2 separate regions of the Homo sapiens genome follow, and region 2 is linked to region 1. Evidence: chromatin loops called from intact Hi-C (ENCODE). Cell type or tissue: endothelial cell of umbilical vein. All regions are shown on one strand. Region 1 overlaps PTPRB (protein tyrosine phosphatase receptor type B). Region 2 overlaps PTPRR (protein tyrosine phosphatase receptor type R).

Evidence for each region. Peaks named below come from ENCODE experiments on the same cell type or tissue, not always from the same donor. Only the 100,000 strongest peaks of a DNase experiment are listed, where the experiment ranks them.
Region 2: it touches region 1 in a loop (7-fold over the local background); 7 of 110 quality-filtered maps call a loop at or near these places.

Annotation. Positions count from the first base shown.
Region 1 is chr12:70,588,675-70,591,174 of GRCh38, reverse strand. It overlaps PTPRB (protein tyrosine phosphatase receptor type B), which reads left to right. Exons shown (of 34, transcript NM_001109754.4): 8 at 942-1,211. Among named protein-coding and RNA genes, the nearest start is that of PTPRB, 48 kb to the left of the region's middle. In endothelial cell of umbilical vein, a CTCF peak has its summit at 1,025 (motif pointing left); a DNase peak (open chromatin) is centred at 994.
Region 2 is chr12:70,691,911-70,694,410 of GRCh38, reverse strand. The region is part of intron 8 of PTPRR (protein tyrosine phosphatase receptor type R); the gene reads left to right. Among named protein-coding and RNA genes, the nearest start is that of PTPRB, 56 kb to the right of the region's middle. In endothelial cell of umbilical vein, a CTCF peak has its summit at 1,517 (motif pointing left); a DNase peak (open chromatin) is centred at 1,520; H3K27ac peaks cover 184 bases.

The sequences.
Region 1 (2,500 bases):
GCTTGAGCCCAGGAGTTTGAGACCAACCTCAGCAACATAATGAGACCTCGTCTCTACAAAAAAAAAAAAAAAATTAATTAGCTGGGCATGGTGACATGTGCCTGTGGTCCTAGCTACTCAGGAGGCTGAGCTGGGAGGATTGCTTGAGCCCTGTGGTTGAGCCATGATTGCATCACTTCACTCCAGCCTAGCAATAGAGTGTGACCCTGTCTCAAAAAAAAAAAAAAAAAAAAACTTGGAGGAAATAGAAATGATCTTTAATAAGGACCTAAAAAATGTAACGTTTGTGACAAAGAGGGAAAAGAGGGAAGAGCTTTTGGGGTGGAGGGGACAAAATAAGCAAAGGCCCAGAGGCAGAAGGGCCCAGGAGACTTGCAGGTCTACAGAACATACAACCGGAAGCCAGCTTTCCAAAGGGTAGGGAAGGAGAGAGGATGGCTTCAGAAAGTAGTCTCAGTTAAGACTGGAAGGATATGGGGTCTGAACTTAAAGAGCCAAAAATGTAAGCAGAGGGCTTGACATTTTATTCTGCAGATTATAGAGAGACCTTGAATGTTTTTAAGCAAAAAAAAAAAAAAAAAAAAGAACTTAATCTTGCAAGAACATTAATCTTTTTAGTTGGAAAAGAAAGAAAGGAATGCCTCATGATCACGACATCCAATATCTCTTACAAAGGATGCCACATATCACTAGATTATTAACACTACAACAGAAGATTACATTACTGATATCACTAAAATGATTTTAGCGGACATTTCTTGTGTGTCAAATGTCTCCGAAATAAAGAACACTCATTTGCAATCCACAGACATCAAGAGGGGATAGAAATGTTTTGAACTGCAGATATTGTGTCTCCTATCTACTGCTGCCCAAGAAAAGTAAATGAGTATCCTTACTTTTGGTCTGTAATATCTCCTTTTTGACATCATTTCACCGTTTAGTTCCAGACAAAGTTGCAAACCTGGAGGCAAACAATAATGGCAGGATGAGGTCTCTTGTAGTGAGCTGGTCGCCCCCTGCTGGAGACTGGGAGCAGTATCGGATCCTACTCTTCAATGATTCTGTGGTGCTGCTCAACATCACTGTGGGAAAGGAAGAAACACAGTATGTCATGGATGACACGGGGCTCGTACCGGGAAGACAGTATGAGGTGGAAGTCATTGTTGAGAGTGGAAATTTGAAGAATTCTGAGCGTTGCCAAGGCAGGACAGGTAGGCAAATATGAAGATGTTAATACCAATGGAAGAGTAATTTGTTCCCTCTCCCAGGTAACCCAGGTAACTGCCGTAACTGCTAATATCATACCCTGGTGTTTTCTGAATTTGAGATATTAAGGACTTTAAGGCTAACATGGGGTTTCTAACACCTAATTTGTCAAATTAGAACATTTAAAATCACTTCCACTAGTAACTCCATTATTTCATGAAAGAAAGCCATTTCAAACACCAAAAGAGTAAGATGCATACATTCTGAAAACAAACACTGACCCTTCCCACAAAAGAAGAACCTTTTGCTAGTGATCAGCATTAGGGAACCATTGCCTTGACCTCATGTTGACTAATGTGGGGATTTCAGGTACCAATGAAGAGTGATTAAAGTGGAGAGGGATATATTTGGATTTTAGGGAAGGGAAGAATAAGGATACTGAAATGAGAAAACAGGCTCAAAGAGGTTATAACTTGCCCAAAGCTTTGCAATATAATCGTGACAGCAAGAATACCAAGACTCATGTTTCAGTATCCTCATACTGTCAAATACTTGTACTCATATTGTCAAATAAGAGAGTTGCACTTCCAAGTTCAACATTTGCTTGATAATCCTTGTAATGTGAAATACTCCATATTTAGAGTGAAATTCAAATACCTTCTTTCTTAGTTCGCCTGATAATAGGGAAATAACTACATGGATTCACTGTTCTTCTTAGAACAATGTCAAAGAAAAGGATCATGACACCCACTTAGCTTGCCAATGTGTCTTGCAGTAATCTCCTCATCTTCCAAATATTAATATCCACTGGATGATGATCAAAGACCTACAGAGCTTAAACTAAGCGACTTTTAGTATTTCACAGGACAAGCATCTCTGTCATCTCCAATATTTTATCACTCACCTCAAATAACTTGGAAATGGAAGATCACAGAACATTAGGGGCTCTCAGCATGTCAGCATAATTCTCAGGAGAACTTTTATTTATTTATTTATTATTTTTACATTTTGAGACAGAGTCTTGCTCTGTCTCCCAGGCCTAGGCTGGAGTGCAGTGGTACAATCTCGGCTCGCTGCAACCCCCACCTCCTAGGTTCAAGCAATTCTTGTGCCTCAGCCTCCCAAGTATCTGGGATTACAGGCGTGTGCCACCAGGCTCAGCTAATTTTTGTTCTTTTAGTAGAGACAGGATTTTACCATGTTGGCCAGGCTGGTCTCAAACTCCTGGCCTCAAGCAGTCCGCCTACCTTGGCCTCCCAAAGTGCTAGGATCACAGGCACAAGCCACGGCGCCA
Region 2 (2,500 bases), 100 kb before region 1:
GGGCATCTAGGTTGTTTCCATGTCTTTGTTATTGTGAATAGTGCTGCACTATAATAATAAATTGTATGCATATTTCTTTTATGCAGTGTGTTGATACAAATATAAGATAATATAGATACACTTAAAGAATGCCATTTACTCAGGTCATCATTTTATATTTAAAATTTTAACATCTAATAATGTTTCCTACTTAAATTATGTTTCCTTTTTTATTATATAAAGTACCTAGCACAGAGTAGATATGCAAATAAGTGAACCACTCATTAAAGCAACAAGTTATGTAGCTAAAGCAAGATACTGGAATTAGATTTGATTTCCTACCCCAACAAAAACATTTATAATTTTTGGCAGGATATTTAATCTCCCTATGCCATCCTTTATTCCCAAAAGTAGTGATAACAATACTCTCCTACAAGGCTACCGAGAAAATTAAATGATAGTATGTGTAAAATGTCTGTCAAAGTTCCAACTAATAGTAAGCCCTCAGCTAATGTTAGTTTCTCTTTCCCTCCCTATCTAACTGAAGATGAATCCATTTCTAACCTCAGAACCAATTCCAGGAAATAGGGGTACCATCTATGTATAGAGAAGTTTACAGTTTTAAAAGCAAAGTACTCAAGAGCCCCATTTTCATTCATTTATAACAGTAGTGATGAAAACGATGATGATTATACATTTTTTGTTTAATTCTTGGCTTTTTTTTTTAGTACAAGCTATATATTACAAGAGTTTTTCTTGGAAACCTACATTTCCCCATACTCAGTTATATGTTGTATTCTTGCATTTGTAAAAGGAAGTAGTTGGAGCCACACACAGTGGCTCATGTCCTGGAGTTTGAGACCAGCCTGGGCAATATAATAAGACCCCATTTCCACACACACAAAAAAAGTTTAATTACTAGCCTGGGCAACATGGCAAAACCTCATCTCTACCAAAAAATACAAAATGTAGCCAGGCATGGTGGTGCACATGTGTGGTCCCAGCTACTTGGGAGGCTGAGGCAGGAGGATCACTTGAGCCCGGGAGGTTGAGGTCGCAGTGAGCTGTGATCACATCTGGGAGTAGCCACTGCAATTCAGCCTGGGCAACAAAGTGAGACTCCCCTCTCTGAATTTTTAATAAAAAGGATTTGGAAACTTCTAAATACTTGGAAAATACTGTAAGTTACTAATTACCAACATAATTTAGCTTTACAGGGAAACTGTTTCTAAGCAGTTTTTAGCTTTACCAGTAAATCATATACATCATAGGCATTATAAAAACTGAAGGAAGCAGGCCTCTTTTCAAGCCTGAATGGTGTAGGATGTTTATGGAAACTTCTAACAATCAGTGGATACTGAAAGGCATGAAAGATTTCTTGTCCTCTTTGCTAAGAAAAGAAAAAAATATCTAGAAAGTCAAAAACAGGGCTTTAACTCTTTCTCATAGAAATTAATTCTGACATTAAACCCTCTGTGAGCCACATCCCAAATAGAAATCACAAAGGATACAAAAGTGAATTAAATACAGCCTTTGCCCTCTAGGGGCTCACCACACTCCATTGAGGGCAGGCAGAAATTTAAGCACTTAAAATACAAGATGATAAATACTAAAATAAAACTCAGGGGACCCAAGCAAAGAAGAGAATGCCTAATTCTGCCTGGGAAGGTCAGGGAGAACTTCAGAAAGACAGTATTTTCTGAATTGAGCCCTGAGTAATGAGGAAGACTTTACCATGCAGAGAAGGCAAAGGAAACAATATGTGCAAAAGCATAAAATCTGCAAAAACATAGAACATTTGGGAGATTGCCCTAGGTCCATGGGGCTAGATTATATGATACACGTGGGAAAGCAGCTGTTGGTGAGGCCTTGGGATGATCATTAAGGATCTGCTCTATCTTGCTAAGTACCCCTCTTGGCATTCATCTTCTAGGCCTGCACTGTCAAGTAGAGCAACCAGAACCCACTTATGGCTAGGTCAGTTTACACTTAAATGAATTAAAATTAAATAAAATTAAAACTTTAGTTTCTCAGTTTTTACTAGCCACATTTCAAGTGCTTGAAAGCTAGAGGCTACATTTTTTGGACAGCACAGATAGATAATATTTTCATCACCTCAGAAAATTCTATTGATCAGGGCTGCTCTAAACTGAATTATCAATAAGTATATAAATATAATAGTTAAGTATGTAAATACAGTAGGTATAATAAAATTGAGTCCAACGGACAAATAGGATTATATACAATACCTTCTTGGAAATTCACAGGGTCCATTAACATACTGAAGACCCTGAGAAGTCCTGCAGTAAAAAGAATATGGTTCAGATTTGTTTAACCCAATGTTTCCCATATTTATTTGGGTACTAACCTCTTTTTGTAAAAGATGACTTAATTTATAAGTCATATAGTATAATTCTATATGTTATAGAGGTAATGATTTACAGGTAATAAATATTTTGGGAAATACTGCTATGGGCAATTGGGAAGTATGGATGACATTTAGACAATGGAATCATGTGAT